Linked DNA regions of Homo sapiens: region 2 is linked to region 1. A link is an interaction called in ENCODE POLR2A ChIA-PET data of the cell type or tissue named here. Cell type or tissue: MCF 10A. All regions are shown on one strand. Links, peaks and the distances in the headings refer to the core of each region. The heading gives the core; the rest is flanking DNA.

Evidence for each region. ChIA-PET counts read pairs that join two places held together with the same protein. Peaks named below come from ENCODE experiments on the same cell type or tissue, not always from the same donor. Only the 100,000 strongest peaks of a DNase experiment are listed, where the experiment ranks them.
Region 2: POLR2A ChIA-PET joins it to region 1 with 14 read pairs; 3 of 35 experiments call an interaction of 5 or more read pairs at or near these places.

What each region holds. Positions count from the first base shown.
Region 1 is chr4:184,895,233-184,903,563 of GRCh38, forward strand. It overlaps LINC01093 (long intergenic non-protein coding RNA 1093), which reads right to left and starts at 4,229. Exons shown (of 2, transcript NR_039977.1): 1 at 4,075-4,229. RefSeq lists an enhancer at 1,887-2,176. In MCF 10A, for the core only: no CTCF peak of the experiment used is centred there; DNase peaks (open chromatin) are centred at 1,889, 3,759 and 4,219.
Region 2 is chr4:184,841,396-184,849,726 of GRCh38, forward strand. It overlaps MIR3945HG (MIR3945 host gene), which reads right to left. Exons shown (of 3, transcript NR_132989.1): 3 at 1,901-3,530. It overlaps LOC105377587 (a long non-coding RNA gene), which reads left to right. Exons shown (of 3, transcript XR_939564.4): 3 at 2,727-2,811. Among named protein-coding and RNA genes, the nearest start is that of MIR3945, 5.5 kb to the right of the region's middle. RefSeq lists a silencer at 8,027-8,096. In MCF 10A, for the core only: no CTCF peak of the experiment used is centred there; a DNase peak (open chromatin) is centred at 4,266.

The DNA of each region.
Region 1 (8,331 bases), core at 325-8,324:
TGGACTGTGTGGTGGCTGCCTTCCTAGACCATGGAACCACAAGGGACAGAGGTCTTAAATGGGTTCCCCTTTGAGGCCAGGCAATAGGACCTAACCTTACCAACAGAATTACCATTAACACACACGTAAAAACGAATGTCTTCTTTTTTGTAGGATGGGGAGGGGCAGAGAGAGGATCATTTACAAAACAGATTAAGCACGGGAAAGCCTGTTTTTAAAAATAGTGTCATAATAGGGAAGTTCTTCCCTGAAAGCATGTGCACAGCCACTCTTGCTAATATGGTAACAAGATTCCACCCTTTCCTTCCTGAGACTAGGTCATGCAGAGAATTTAGTGAGTAGATATTTTCTGAGGATTCTTTTTGGCTCTTTCATGGGCCAGTCACGGTCCTGACATGGGTGACCACCCAGAGATGAATGTGAGGAGATGACACAGGATTCTCTGGCCAGATGGAATAGTGCTGGATGTATGCATGCATACCTGCCATTTCCACATGTATAGTGCTTTTTTTCTGATTATGCAAATAATGTATGCTTACTGTAAAAAAATTATGAAAAATGTAGAAAAGATAAAAACTATTCCTCACCCCATCTTCCAGAGACAAACTATACTTCACACATCTCTTTCCTGCTTTTATATATATACATATATCTCACCACAATGCACTATCATTTCCTGCATGTATATATATATATATATATGTGTGTGTGTGTGTGTGTGTGTGTGTGTGTGTGTGTGTGTAGGAAAGAGATGTATTAAGATGTATTACAAATGTATAACATTGTATATGTCTTTTGTCATCTGCTTTTTTTGTATTCAATTTTATATCATGAGATCTTTGACCATCTCACTGAAAAATCTTGAAGGACATTATTGGTGAAGGCTGATAGAAATGGACCATGATTTCCCCAGCCGTCTCATGTTGCTGACCATTTCAGTTGTTTCCAGTTTTAAATGCAACAGGAGAGAGCGTCATGTCAGTAGCTAAGCTTCTGCAACACACCTAAAGGAAGCATGTTGCTGAGTGCCCTGCTCTGATCCCCTTGGAGAAACGCTGAGGACGGATTTGATTTCAAATACTGTAAATCAGGCCAGGTGTGGTGGCTCAGGCCTGTAATCCCAGCACTTTGGGAGGCTGAGGTGGGTGGATCACCTGAGGTCAGAGTGTGAGACCAGCCTGGCCAACATGGCGAAACCCCGTCTCTACTAAAAATATAAAAATTACCCAGGCATGATGGTGTGCCTCTGTAGTCCCAGCTACTTGAGAGGCTGAGGCATGAGAATCGCTTAAACCCTGTGAGGTGGAGGTTGCAATGAGCCGAGATCATGCCACTGCACTCCAGCCTGAGCGACAGAGCAAGACACTGACTCCAAAAAAAAAAAAAAAAAAAAGCCACAGTATGGGTTTCTATGCACATATGGCAGCGAGCCCATTCATTGACTGTCAGGTAGCATCTACATAAAATGGAATACTATTCAGCCTTTAAAAGGAATGCCATTTGGATATATTCTACACCGTGAATGAACCTTGAAAACATGCTAAGTGAAATAAGCCAAATACAAAAGGAAAAACATTATATGATTCCCTTTACCTGAGTATCTGAGATACCTAGAGTAGTCAAATTCAAAGAGAAAAAGTAGAGCAGAGGTCGCCAGGGGCTGCAGGGGTTGGGGGAAAGGGGAATATTGCTTAATGGGTACGGAGTTTGTGTTTGGAATGATGAAATGTTCTGGAAATCAGTGGGGTAATGGTTGCACAACATCGTGAATGTGCTTACTGCCACTGAATTGTATACTTGAAAATGGCTAAAATGGTAACTCTTATGTACATCTTTCCGCAATTTTAGAAAGCCACAATGAGGCAGAATTACAACACAGGAGGGTAAATACTAAGGTTCTGCCTAAAGGCTTGGTCCTCCTCGTGGCCTTGGATGACCTCATCCCCCTCGAGGGGGACGCCCGGGGACTTTCCCACCCTTCTGAACCCAGCCTTCTCATTCTCTGATTTTCATCCAGGCTCCCCTATTCCAGCACAGCCTCCATTTCCTCAGGTGTCTCGTAAGTTCACCCCCAACCTCTGAAGAGCTCCACCCCTCCTCACAGGGCAAGCTCACTCCTCGGTTCTTCTTCCCTTCCAGGGCTTCCATTCTTATCCCGAGTTTCCAGCTTCAGCCAGGTGCCCAGGGATGCTTGCTATGGCCGGATCCAAAGGCCAAGGCAAGAGGAAACAACGCAGCTCTCTGGGGATAAGGGTGGGCGGCATCTCCCAGTCGGGTTTCCTTTTCAGCATCTGCCGGGAGGGCTGCAGGCCGGCTGGGTATTTTCATAGCTGATCTACTCAAACAAACACATCTCCTAAAGACAAATGTTGGTTATGTTCTCTGAAGACACTACAGTTTAAATCCACATTGGGGAACTCCCCCACTAGCCAGGCACCTGTTCTGCCCTTGAAGTCGGCGGGTCCCCATCCCTGGGCAGAGGAGCTTTTGGTTTCTGACGTTGTCCTCCTGAGGCTGCTGGAATCACAGAAAGACCTCATTCCCCTTTAATGTCAGCTTTCCCATCCCCTGCGTGTGGTCTCAAGACCTTGGAGCTCTTTCTTATAACAGGTGGGTGGGGGCGGGGGGCAGGGGAGGGGTGACAGTTTCTTCTGTCATATAAACATAAAAACTTCAGCAACAGTGTCTGATTGTGTCAAAGCTGAGACCCAGATATGCTGGAATGTGGAGACAGAGACAGTCCTGGTGTGCTGGTGTGGGGGAGCTTAAGGGACATCAGACCAGCTGCTGAACCACACCCTTCATTTGCCAAAAGCTCCATGGGGAGAAACGGGGATCCTGTCGAAAGCTTGCACATATTCTGACACATGCAGATATGTCTTATGGGCTTAGCAGGCCTGGACAGAGGCAGGGATTGAGCACGAGGTTGGCGAATGTCTGACTCCCCACAGGCGAAGAAGGAAGAAGGCTGAAGGAGCCACGCTCACAGCAGGACAGGAAGGCTGTGGGTGTCTGGAAAGCTGTGGGTGATGTGCCTTGATTGCCCCCGTGGTGGAGCCCAGCACTCCAGGAGGGAGAATACTTGTAAAGAATTAAATTAGAATGATTTGCCTGGGAGGTGGAGTCAGCAGCATAAGGAGACTGCTAAAAGGGCGAGAGCAGAGCGTAGTGAGAAGTTTCTATACAGGCTGGAGATCCCTGGAAGCTAGTGGTGGTGGAGTGAGAGAGGAGAGAACAGACACGTCAAAGGCCAGGGGCCGTCGCTGGTGGCTGGACTAGGTGAGCAGCTCAGTGTTAGGGGGGCAGGTGGCCTCCGTGGGAGAAGCTGAGGGCAGCAGGATGACCAGGGCCACAGGAAGCAGCTGGGTTATTTGCAGACAGCTCCCACCTGGGCTGCATCCATCACCCACGCACTATCTTATCCTCAGAGACGCAGGCCAAAAACGATGGCTTCTTTTCAGTGGCTACATTTTGAATCAGGTGATGCTTGATAAAAATGAAACATCCTGCTCTTCTTCACCCGACCTGCCTTTTCACCTACCCAAACAAACAAAAGCAAAAATAAAACAAGACAATAATAGCAATGAGGCAGAGGAAAGACCGAGTCCCATCCTACAAGAAGGGAGGCCTCCGTCTCCCCACAGCCACTCCTATCACCCCAGATCATCACTGCCTGAATGCTGCCTTTACCATCTCAGCCCAAGACACTGTGTTCTTGACATTTTAATCATTGGCATCATTATGTCATTTCTTTGGCAATCGAAAGCAATGTTCCTGCTCCTGTGTGGGTTTGAACAAACAGCCCAAGGGGAGAAATAATGAATTCTCAAAGGAAAAAAAGTCTGTTTCTCATCTCAAGCACCTGGAAGGCTAAGGCGGGAGGATTGCTTGAGGTCAGGAGTCCGAGGCTGCAGTGAGCTATGTTCACACCACTGCACTCCAGCCTGGGTGACACAGTGAGACCCTGTCTCAAAAAAAAAAATCCTGTAAGCAATGAGACACACAAGGAGTAATCAGCACACAGAGCCTTAGCACACACTCCAGCCTGCACACTCTGCAACGTTCTGCTCTTACCTCAGTGTCACAAGGTGTGGCTTGAGCAGCTCTTGCCCAGACAGATAAAAAGCAGGTGTAACATAGTGACCCCAAGGGACCCAAGGGTGCCCATGGTTTGCAAGAGAGGAAAGAACAGAGAGAGCCTGAACATTCCCAGAATTGCATTGCTCACTAGCCAAGCTGTGGCTTCCTTGACACATGTAGCTGGCATGGGCTCCGCCCACAAGCAGGCCTGGCTGAGCAGAAGGCAGCTTCCAGGAACTCCAGGGTACAGTTATTGTGTTGATCCAACAGGTGCCCAGGCCAACACCAACGTGGGGCCTGAAGCTGCCTGCCCACTCCTCTCTGGCCTCTCAACCCTGACCAACAGCCACCCTCACAGCAGCATGGGCCAAAGGGTCATGGGACAAGCCACAAATGCAGTTGACACAGCCTGGGTACATCATGCACAGCAGGGTCCACTCTGTTCCACCATCAAAGACCCCTGCCTCCTAATTGGGCTTAAGAATGGGCAGGACGCACCTGTGCTTTAGTAGTGCAGCTCCCATAATGGCTGGATTGCCACATGCTGGTATCTCAGTACAGCTGCCCAGGTGTCCTAAACATGTTTTAGTCATCTTTCTAGAGAAGGTAGAGACTATGGTTATAGTAACAGGAAAAGTATGAAACAGGGGAAAGTACCAGGATGTCCCCTCATGGACTGTCACTACTGGCCGTCACTACAGAACTTTTATTCATTGTTTCATTGTTTTTAAAACGTGCGTATGTGCAAGGCCTCAGATCTTTCTGCTATGAGTCCCTCATCGTTGACTTGGGACCACAGACTTCGGCTAGAAAGCTCACTGTCATGCTGGATGAGGGCATGGCTCAGGCACCGTGGCTTATCGTTTGGGCTGAGGACAGATGTAGCTTTCACTGAACTCTCTTCCAGTGCACCAGTGCAGTTTTGGGTAGCGGGGACGTAGAAGTGTGCCCAGAAGGGCTGAAGACGTTTTGCTTTTTTTGTTTTTGTTTTTGTTTTGAGACGGATCTTGCTCTGTTGCCCAGGCTAGAGTGTAGTGGTGCAATCTCGGCTCACTACAAACTCCTCCTACTGGGGTCAAGTGATTCACCTACTTCAGCCTCCCAAAGTGCTGGAATTACAGGCATGAGCCACTGTGCCTGGCCCAAAGATGTTTTTTAAAGAGAAATAGAGGGAAGAGCAGCTGCCATAGGGAATGGAAATGTGGGAGAAGAGAGGCTATTTAAGAGGATTTTTTTATTTTTTGAGATGGGGTTTCACTCTGTCGCCCAGGCTGGAGTGCAGTGGTGCAATCTCGGCTCACTGCAACCTCTGCCTCCCAGGTTCAAGCCATTTTCCTGCCTCAGCCTCCTGAGTGGCTGGGATTACAGGCACGTGCCACCATGCCTGGCTAATTTTTGTATTTTTAGTAGAGATGGGGTTTCACCATGTTGGTCAGGCTGGTCTCGAACTCCTGACCTCAGGTGATCTGCCCTCCTCGGCCTTCCAAAGTGCTGGGATTACAGGCACGAGCCACTGCCCACCGCCCGAGGATTTTTTTTTTTTTTTTTTTTTTGAGACAGAGTCTGGCTCTGTCACCCAGGCTGGAGTGCAGTGGTGCAATCTCAGCTTTCTGCAACCTCCACCTCCTGGGGTCAAGCGATTCTCCTGCCTCAGCCTCCCAAGTAGCTGGGATTACAGGCAACTGCCATCATGCCCAACTAATTTTTGTATTTTTAGTAGAGACGGGGGTTTCACCATGTTGGTCAGGCTGGTCTTGAACTCCTAACCTCCAGTGATCCATGGCCTCGGCCTCCCAAAGTGCTGGGATTCCAGGTGTGAACCCCTCTGCCCGGCCAGCTTAAGAGGATTTTGAAGGGGCTTTAGTGATTCCATGTTCCATGTGACCAAGAAATCACCATCAAAAATCGATATATGTTTTGTCGTAACAAGGAGATACACAAAGGGATAGCGACTACCTCTGCCTCAGGAGTCAGCAAATACTTCACTCAAGAACTGATCTTGAAGGATGGGTGAGAATTTTCTAGAATGAAAAAGATGGATAGGTTCGTGTGTCTCAAAAGCAAGCCCAGGACAGATGCCAGTGGTTACGTTTTCACTGGTCTGAAAGGACATGAGAAAAATAAAGACCAGGTAGGAAGCTTTTCAAAAAGCTAAATTTATCCAATTGAAAGGAACTTAGGTTTCGGATGATGTACTTTCTACTTTTGGAGGGTTGCTGTTTTTCTTTCTCTTATGAAATCAAGCTGAATATAGATGATACCATCTATGTTATCATTTACATTCTCTCTTACTTAGCCTAATAAAAACATCACGTTTCCCACATTTTTTAAAAAAGGTACTGACCTTTGAAATGCAGAGGTCTGAGGGCTACCGTAGCACACTCTAAACTAAGGTGCTGGATGGTGCAGGCTGCCCCGCTGGGCAGGCCATGGTGCATGTGGAGAACTGGGAGGAAGCCAGGGTATGAGGAAGATGGGACAGAGCAGTGGTTTAGGGTTAGATGGAGGACGGTCTTTCATAGGGACCTTGGACTTCATTCTTTAGGAATGATTTGGGGTTTATAAATGAAGGAGAGAGCAGATTATATTTTACTGGAACCCAGGAAGATTAACTTTGGTTCCAGTAAAGTAGTGGACTGGAGAAGAAAGAGATGAGACAAAAAGACCAAAACCACTGATGCAATTTTCCAGGGGTAAGACGAGGGCATTCATTATGATCAGTGGTGATACAGACAAGGAAACCAAGCAAGATTCGAGAAACTCCTAGGACAGCATTGGCCTCAAAGACATTCGTGTGATGAATGCTTTAGAGCCCTGTCAACTCATAGACACAACCAACATGTATATTGTGTTATACAACCAGGATATCTGAGGAGATCTCAGAGCTGAGTCTTAAAGACCGATTAGTCCTTCGGGCCTACAAATCCTAGTTCCTGAGCCAACTCAAACAGTAAAGAGCACTGGGGTACCACCCGTTCTTAGTGCCACCTAAGAACATAGGCTTTTGGGTTCACTGGCCAGTACATGAATCTGACACTTTTAAAAATAGGAGATGACAGATTTAAAAGACTCTGGGGCAGGGGGAGGTCAGGCAATTTAAAAGAACAGAATGGATTTGCAAGTATAGATGAGAAACTACAATGAACACTTGGCATCAGTGAGAGGGCTGCAATAGGGAATGATGGTGACTGCGGAAAACTCAAGCTCATGTGCCCTACCTAAAGGGGGTAGCTGCCATTCTACACCAGCTAACTCTTGCCATATAGGAGTGGAACCAGATTTTTGAAATTTTGAACGAAGCTGGAAATCTGAATTTTTGTTTTCTGCTAGTTCAAGTTTTGAAACATAACAGCCACACCATGTGAGTTGAAACCAATTTTGTTGGCAAGCTGAATTTGTTCCACTGACCTCCAACCTTAGATCTTTGGCCCAGGAATTAGATAACTATTAGGCTAATGCACAAGACCTCATACCAGAAAGAGAAACATGAAGATAGGTAGTGATAGAGGTGAGGTATGAATCATCTGTTAGAAGAAAGAAAAGAGTATGAGACATTTTTTAACTTACAATGAATAAATCGCTATTCATAATTCTCCACTTCTGTTACCAGAGGATGTAATAATGGGTTTTGGAAAATAGGCAACACTTGTAACCATCAAGTGATGCCGTTGCCATTGTCACATTTGTCTTTCATAGTTGTTTCATACGAAGGAAGAACAGGTATTGTTATCCTCATTTGGCTGTTGAGAAAACGGAGGCATGGCAAGGCCTGCAGTTCCCTAAAATCACTGAGTGGTAGTGGCAGGGCTGAGTCTAGAACTTTGTCAACTATCACCACCTCTGGCATCGGCCTACACAGCCACTTGTGAACAGGTCCTCTTAGAACAGGACATTTCAGCAGCTGCTGGTCTCTGAAAGTGCCAGAGAGCCTCAGCGCAAGGAGGCAAGGTGGGAGAGAAGTTGCAGAAAGCACCGCAGATGCTCCTGGCAATGCTCACCGTCCCACGCTTGCTCACGGCCCCAGCAGAGGCAGGACCGTGGATACCAATCCAGGAGTGTGAAGAACAGCATCTCTTGTCTGCACAATCCCTCAGCGGCTCCGCTGGGGACTTTGCTGCACTCAGTTTTTCTCACCTGCAACTTGTCAGACAGCATTCTCTTTTTGTCTTCATCGCTATTTTCATCAGAATTTGGAAGGAGCTATAGCTTATAAACACAAAATGGCAAAACAAAAAAATTTTAAAAAGAATT
Region 2 (8,331 bases), core at 272-8,271, 54 kb before region 1:
CTGGAAGAATGGCGGTGTGTTTATGGGGTCTATTGAGTTGTAAGAGAGGAGGGTGTTTCAGGAGGATTGCCATAGGAGAAGGTGACATTTAGGGGCAGGAAGAGGGAGGGCATGAAGGTGTGGAGTCCTTAGTCTAATTGCAGAGAGGAGCATCAGAGTCGTCTGCTCTTGTGGGCAAAGGCCTCACGTGAAACATTCAGGCTCCTAGTCCTCCGTCTTCTTGTAAGCTAAGTTAATTTCCTCTGCAATTCTGTAGCAATACAAACTCATTAAATAACCAAATCAGGAAAGTGTGTCTGTGAGGTAGTTCCATCATCTTTGATTTCTCCTTCGTTTTTCTGTGATCCTGCAGAAGGCTATTTTTTGTTTTGTATGTTCTAAGTAGGGATGAGGGTTCTGCTTTGCTTGCTTCTGAACTGGAGAATGCTGTTGGGGAGGTCCCCAAAGGCAGCAGGAAAAGCCCTGGGGTGGAAAGTGATGCTTGCTGTCGTTATTGTACCCGCTATTGTACCCACCCTGTGGGGAAGGCTATGCAGCCAATGAATGGTCTAGTCAAAGCCTGGGCATGCCTGTCTCTGGACCCCACATCTGTGGAGGGCTTTATAAAGAGGGTAAATTTCTGTCTGGACCAGCCAAGTGAAGACTTGCCCGAAGGCAGGTGTATATTTAGAGGACTGCCTCCAGCTGTTTCCCTCCCACAGTGGTGTCTCTGTGGAAGTGCATCTGTTACATGCGGATCAAAGTCATCTTGCCATGCAGTTCATAGCATCCATGCTTTTGTCTTTATCAGAAAGGTAATAACGGCTTACAGAATTCTGATAGTGGTGGCAGCATCACCTGGACAGTCAGAAATAATGCACGTGAGAGATGAAGGGGGCTTATCCCTAGGTGATAACAGTGACAGTGGAAAAAGTGGATGTAGTAGCAATGGATGTTGCAATGGGACTGTTTCTTTTCTTTTCTTTTCTCTTTTCTTTTCTTTTCTTTCTTCTTCTTCTTCTTCTTTTTTAAGACAGAGTCTCACTCTGTCACCCAGGCTGGAGTGCAGTAGCATGATCTCGGCTCACTGCAACCTCCGCCTCCTGGGTTCAAGTGATTCTCGTGCCTCAGCCTCCCGAGTAGCTGGGATTTCAGGCACATGCCACCATGCCCAGCTCATTTTTTTGTATTTTAGTAGAGACAGGGTTTCACCATGTTGACCAGGCTGGTCTCGAACTCCTGATCTCAAGCGATCCACCTGCCTCGGCCTCCCAAAGTGCTGGGATTACAGGCATGAGCAATAGGACTGTTTCTTGAATGGATGGGATTGGGTGGTGGTGATCATGGGGGAAGAAGAGTAGGAAACTAGAGGACTCAAGAATGACTTCTAGGTATTTGCCCTGAAAAAAAACAGATGGATCATGGCGCCATCTATTAAGATGAAAAAGACTTAGGTAGGAGCCAGTTTGCGGGGAAAATAAAAAATTCTGCTTTGGAGATGTGAAGTTTGAGATGTCTATTACTCATCTAAGTGGAGTTTGCAAGTAGGCAGTCAGATATACATCTCAGGGGAGTTCAGGGCTGAAGATTCAAATTTGGGAGATGGATTTTTGTAAATCTCCCACCTCCTTCTCAGGCATTAGTTTAAGATAAGGAGAGGGTAGAACTGCTCCTTGACTTACCAGAAATGAGGAGCAGATGCTATTTGTTCACTTGTACTTTTGTCCATCCCTCAAATATTTATGGAGTACTTTCAGTGCTAGGTACTGTGCTGACTTTTATGGACTGGATGAGCAGATACAGGTACAGACACCGCTCTCATTGAGTTTGACATCCAGGGCTGTGCAGTAGAAAGTGAGCCTACTACGTAAGCTGAATTTTCTAATGGCCATGTTGAAAAGGTCAAAAGAAAGAGATGAAGTTAATTTTAATAATCTATTTTATTTAACCCAGTATATCAAAAATTAGTATCATTTCAACATGTAATCAATATAAAATTACTGAGATATTTTATGTTCTTTTTCTCATACTGTCTTCAAAATCTGTTGTGTCTCTTACACACAGCACATCTCAATTCAGACTTAGCCGCATTTCAAGTGCTCGATAGCCTGGATCTAGAAGATGCTGTAGAACTTGGCTCCCTGATGTCTAAACCCCTCCCTTCTCTCCTGCCCATTGGTGATCTCCAGACCTTCGGGGACTGTTGGGAGCTCCAGTGTGCTGTAAAATAGTGAGGTGTAAACCTTGGGCACACAGCCCCAGAGCAGAACCCCAGTCCACCTTGCCCAAAGTGCCAGCAATGGCAGCCTGATGATAGAGGTGCCATCATCACACAGATCAGTATCCAGCTGTTCCTAGCCACACCTGGATTAATTAGTGACCACTGGAAGATAATTGCTGTGTTTTAAAACTGAGAGCATTGCCACCATGTACCATGGTAAATATATTTGTTAACAAGATAAAAAAAATGTTTTTTAGTAAAAGCAACTTCAATCCTGGTGTCTCCCCCGACAACTCCCCTTGTCCTGTTTTCCTGGCACTGGGTGCTGACTACTAGGCAGCACTTCTTCTCTGAATCCCACCGCCTGGGCACAGGAGAGATCAGAATGTGTTTGGTGAATGAACGAGCTCAAGAATGGGAGGCTTACTCTGTGACTTGCGGGAGGAGAATGTGTGGGATTTTTGACATTGGTTCCTTCTTCAGATGACAGATACAGACAATGACGAATGCTCTCTCTTCTTATCAGGAGAGCTCAACGTGGGCGTTTCTTTCTGTAACAAGTATGCATCATGGCTGGCTGACTCCTCCCCATAACAAGCAGTTTAAAGGTGAACGGAAATGGATCTTGGCGATAGCAGCTTTTGGAAGCCTAGGCGCGGCACAGAAGGTCAGACAGGAATGGCTTGTCTTCCACTACAACATGGGGCTTCATCGGAAGCACCGCTGCTGAGGAACAACCACCTCCTCCTGACCATCGCAAGCTGCCCAGGAAGACATGCTCATAGCAGTGTCCGTTTCCCTGCCTAACTTTCCACCAGAAGATTCCTTCATGTCTACGGGCGGACCCAGGCCGATCTTGGAATGCATGTTTAAGTTTGTCTGACCTTTCTATCTTTTGCCTTCCTCTTCACTAGAGAACCTGAGCACTAGGTTCTCCTGTATTATTTATTTTATCTTATTCTTTTCTTTTTTTTTTTTTTTTTTTGAGGCAGGGCCTTGCTCTGTCACTGAGGCTGAAATGCAATGGTGTGGTCATAGCTCACTCCTCGGCTCAAGTGATCCTCCAGCCTCAGCCTCTAGAGTAGCTGGTATTACAAATGTGCAGCACCACAGCCAGCTAATTTCTTTTCTTTCTTTCTTTCTTTCTTTTTTTTTTTTGTAGAGATGGGAGTCTTGCTGTATTGCCTACGTTGGTCTCCAACTCCTGGGCTCAAGTGATCCTCTTGCCTCAGCCTCCCAAAGTGGTGGGATCACAGGTGTGAGCCACCACATCTGGGTAGATTCTTCTTTAGGTTCCTGAGCCTGGAGAGATGGCCTGCAGGGGCATCTGCTGCAAAGGAATGAGATAAGCTGTGATAATCTGGGTCCTCCAAGAAGCAGAAGCCATAGATTTTATCAGGGAGCTGGAAAAAAGTGGGATGACCATTAGACTGCAGTGCAAGTCTGACTCCAAATGAAGGAGAGGAAAGGTTGTATGGAGGCCTCCTTGGCTCTAGGGAAAGTTCAGCAAGGCAGAAGAGAAGTGCTGAGACAACATTCTAGGCAGAGGAGCCCCATGTCTCTCAGGAAGGGGGCTGCCTAGTGCCCCTGCCATGCCCCATCACGGGTGGGGAGCAGCCCATGGAAAGGGGGGGTCTCAGCACAGGCCAGGATGGATTCAGAGCATGGAGTGGCAGCTGGTGCCCTGGGCCAGATGCGCTCCCAGCTGGAGGCACTTTCTCACAACTGCTGTGTAGGCCTGGGTCCACGTTGTTTCATGAGGAAAAGCCATGCGGGTGCTGCCTGGCACATATGTAGAGCAAGTGCCATATGACACGGTGGAAGGTGCCCTGGAATTGGCATCAATGTCCCAGGTCAAGTCCCTGATCCGTCACTTATTATTAGTTCATGATCTTAGGTGAGTCACTAAACCTCTCAGAGCCTTGGTTTCTTGATCTTAAAACAATACCTGTCTTACAGTATGGTTGTAGAGTGAAACTAGCTCTTGTGAGAAAGAGTGCTTTGTATAATGTTGACACAAATGCACACGTGGTAACAAAAGCAACAAAGCACAACTATTAAAGACCAATGACAGGAGCTCTGGAATTTTGCTATAAGCAGTCTGTGGCAATGATAGAGATTTGTCTGTCTCTGTGGTTATACTTGCACGAAACTGCACACCATGCCAGTATACAAATTCCACAGTGTCTCAGTCATTTAGCAGATGTCAGTTGACTTGACTGTTCTGGGCAGGTATTTATACAAATAAAAAAATAAAAAGCATTTCAGAAAACCCTATTTTTTTTTTAAACAAAAGATGGCTTTTCCACAGCTGCTAAATAATTCAAAGTCAGCAGTAATTCATAGTGAGTCAGCGGTAGCTTCTTACTGCTTCCCACTGCTTTTTTTCCTTTTCTGCTTGTAAGATGAAGACACTGGCGATGAAAGGGCTGAGATGTTTTAGTTCCCGGAAGTCCCTTGGTCTTTTTTTTTTTTTTTCTTTTGAGATGGGGTCTCTCTCTGTCTCCCAGACTGGAGTGCAGTGGTGCAATCTCGGCTCACCACAACCTCCACCCCCGGTGTTCAAGCAATTCTCCTGCCTCAGCCTCCCAAGTAGCTGGGATTACGGGCACGTGTCACCACGCCCGGCTAATTTTGTATTTTTAGTAGAGACGGGGTTTCTCCATGTTGGTCAGGCTGGTCTCGAACTCCTGACCTCAAGTGATCCACCCGCCTCGGCCTCCCAAAGTGCTGGGATTACAGGCGTGAGCCACCGTGCCTGGCCGCTTGGGTTTTGTGCTAGCGAAATATTGAGATCTGTAGGCTGTGGAGCAACCTGTTAGCGATGATGGGTGAGTTCACAGGCAGAGGCAGTAGCTCCAAGGCCTCAACCAGAGACCCAGATCCCAGGGCAGTGTCACTCATTTTGTCAACGATTCTAGGGGATGGGGAGACAGGAGCTGGAAAAATAAACCAGAAAGACTTCATGGGTTTATTTCTAAATAGATGAAGGTTACAGAGCAAGGTAAATTTTATGCAGGAAAAACGGGTGGCAGTAGATGATCTAGTGTTAGAATCTCAGCATGGCCCTGGGGCTGGGAGCAAATGAAATTAGACGTGGGATTAGTGGGAACCAGGTAGCCAAGGGTGGAGGCCTAACCAGAATTGAGTGATTCACACCATTAACAATGACCAGCTGTGAAGAAGCAGATCACCCCACCTGAGGACAGCCCCGAAGGAAGAGGTGCTTTTACCACCACCCAAGGATGAAAGCAGTGATTTCTCCTTCAAATCCAGCCCCAAAGCTGTGGCTCTCCTCACCAGTTTTCCTTTCCTTCTGGCCATGCAACCTCTTCTGCTCCATGGCCAGTTCAGAGGACACATGACTCCAGCAGGAGGGGACAAACCAGTCACCATTCAGGAGCCTGAATAACCAGGGCTTCTGACACCGTGGGCCTCAGACTACCCACATCAGCACCACGTGGGCAGCTTGTTAAGGAGGCGACTGCATGAGCCCACCCAGATCTGCCTGTTCAGAATGTCTGGAAGGGGACTCCAGAACCTGTGTGCCCCTCCCGCATCTTCCTCAAGGCATTGTTTTGCACACAAACATGTAAGAATCACCGGGCGTGGTGGCTCGCACCTGTAATCCCAGCACTTTGGGAGTCCGAGGAGAGAGGATCACGAGGTCAGGAGTTTGAGACCAGCCTGGCCAACATGATGAAACCCTGTCTCTACTAAAAATATAAAAATCAGCTGGGCATGGTGGCCCATGCCCATAATCCTAGCTACTCGGGAGGCTGAGGCAGAAAAATGGCTTGAACCTGGGAGGCAGAGGTTGCAGTGAGCTGAGATCCCGCTACTGCATTCCAGCCTGGGCAACAAGAGCAAAACTCCGTCTCAAAAAAAAAAAAAAAATTGTGAGACCCAATTAAATGATCTCTAAGCTGCCAGATCAAAAACACTGTGACTTCAGAATCCCAGTTTAAGAAAAATGATCTTATTTCTCAGTAATTTATAATTTTAAAGGTTTAATCTTCTTTCTCCCCTAAGTATTATCTCTCCGTCTTTAAGTCCCAACAAATTATTTATAAAATAATGTATGGGCTGGGCGCGGTAGCTCACACCTGTAATCCCAGCACTTTGGGAGGCCGAGATGGGTGGATCACCTGAGGTCAGGAGTTCGAGACCAGCCTGGCCAACATGAAGAAACTCCGTCTCTACTAAAAATACAAAAATTAGCTGGGTGTGGTGGCATGTGCCTGTAGTCCCAGCTACTCGGGAGGCTGAGGCAGGAGAATCACTTGAACCCAGGAGGCGGAGGTTGCAGTGAGCAGAGATTGCGTCATTGCACTCCAGCCTGGGGGACAAGAGTGAGACTTTGACTCAAAAATAGTAATAGTAATAATGATGATGATGTGTGAAGTTTACTATGTGCAAAAACCTATGTTTTGCATGGAGGAAAAATATATGAGGCACCCTGCCCTTAAGGTGCTTCTAGGCTAGAAGAGGAGCTGAAAAGGTGTGGAACCAACTTTGCCACAAGGCAGAGAGTGCTCCCAGGGCTGATAATCCAGGAAGGGGTCAGTTGATAAATATCCTAAATCTCAATCCTGGCAATAAGTACTGTATAAAAGATAGAATCAAAGGTCTCCAGGATTTCAGAAGAGGGAGATAGGAAAGCCGGCGGGGGCAGTGAGAGAAGCTTTAGAGAGGAAGCAGCATTTGAGAGAGGACTTTAAGGATAAGTCGTATTTCAGTAGGCAGAAAACATTCTGGAAGAGATGGCATGAGAAAGCCATAGTGGTGGGGAATTGCAAAGTGTACTGCAGAACAGGGGGAAGCTCATTTTGGCGTGAGTGGAGAGGGATTTCACTGGAAAGCTGGGATGGTGTATCAGTTATCAGTTGCTGCATAATACACCAGTCCAAAATCTAAAGGCTTAAAACAACAATAGTCATTTCTTTTGCTCATGGATCTACAGCTTGTCTGTGTTCCACCCTGTCAGCTTAATGGGACCTGGAGAGACCACTTTCAAAGTGGCTCCCTCACATGGCTGGGAAGTTGGAGGGAGCTGTCTGTTCCTTTTGTGGGCTTCTCTATGGCTTGAATTTCCTCACAGCAGTTTGATTTCAAGAGAGCCAAGTGAAAGCTGTATTGCCACTTATGACGTAGCTCTTGGAGTCATAGTATCACTTCTGCTGCGGTCACAAGACGACATCCAAATTCAAAGAGAGGGAGCAAAGTGTCCTCTCAGTGGAGGAGTGTCAGAGTCACCATAAGAAGAGAATGTGGGAAGGGAGGTATTATTGTAGCCAATTTTGGAAAATACATGTAAAACTCTTAACGCATGAAATACACAAAAACTCTAATCAGGCATTAAATAATAATATAAATTTAAAAAAAACACAAATTTCATTATATATCACAATAACCTTTCAAATAGGCAAAGCAAATATTATTTGTATTTTGCAAATAAAGGAACACAACTGAGAATTGGAGTAGAAAGGTGGATTTGCAATGAATTTAATGAAGTTTTCACTTTTAGAGCCCCTCACTAGCACTGACACCTTCTTCCGAGGCCCCAGAGGGGACCCAGAATTGTGTTCACATGGTCATATGTTTCGTAAATGTTCAGAGGTAAAGTATCTTTACTACAACTAGTTAAGTCTGCTGTACCTTCACTTCAGCCTCCCTTCCATCACATCCCCTTGCGTCAGGTGTTACTGGGCATTTTGGAGACCCAGCTAAGGGGAAATTGAGTTATAGCTATATTTAGTTTTGGTGGAGTAGGTTATAATGATGTGGTTTTCAGTAACTTCAACACATGGTTAAGTTATTACTGGGCACCCCAGTGTAGAAATGACTTCCAGGAATACTCCTATGGCTTACTGACTAACTCAAACAGCATTGTGACACTAAAGTCCAGGACCAGAGGTCATACTGTGGTATGACTGTATCTCCTAGTACCCAGAATTCGCATGAAAATATATGGGTAGTGGAGAAAAACAAGGTTTGAAAAGTACATCGCCAGAAGCTAGTCTGTGGAGAATTCTTCCAATCAGATATAAAATTACAAGGACAATACCTTTGTGTATAGTTCTGGCTTTTAAAATCTTTTTAATGTTTCACATATTCAAAGAACAAACTTA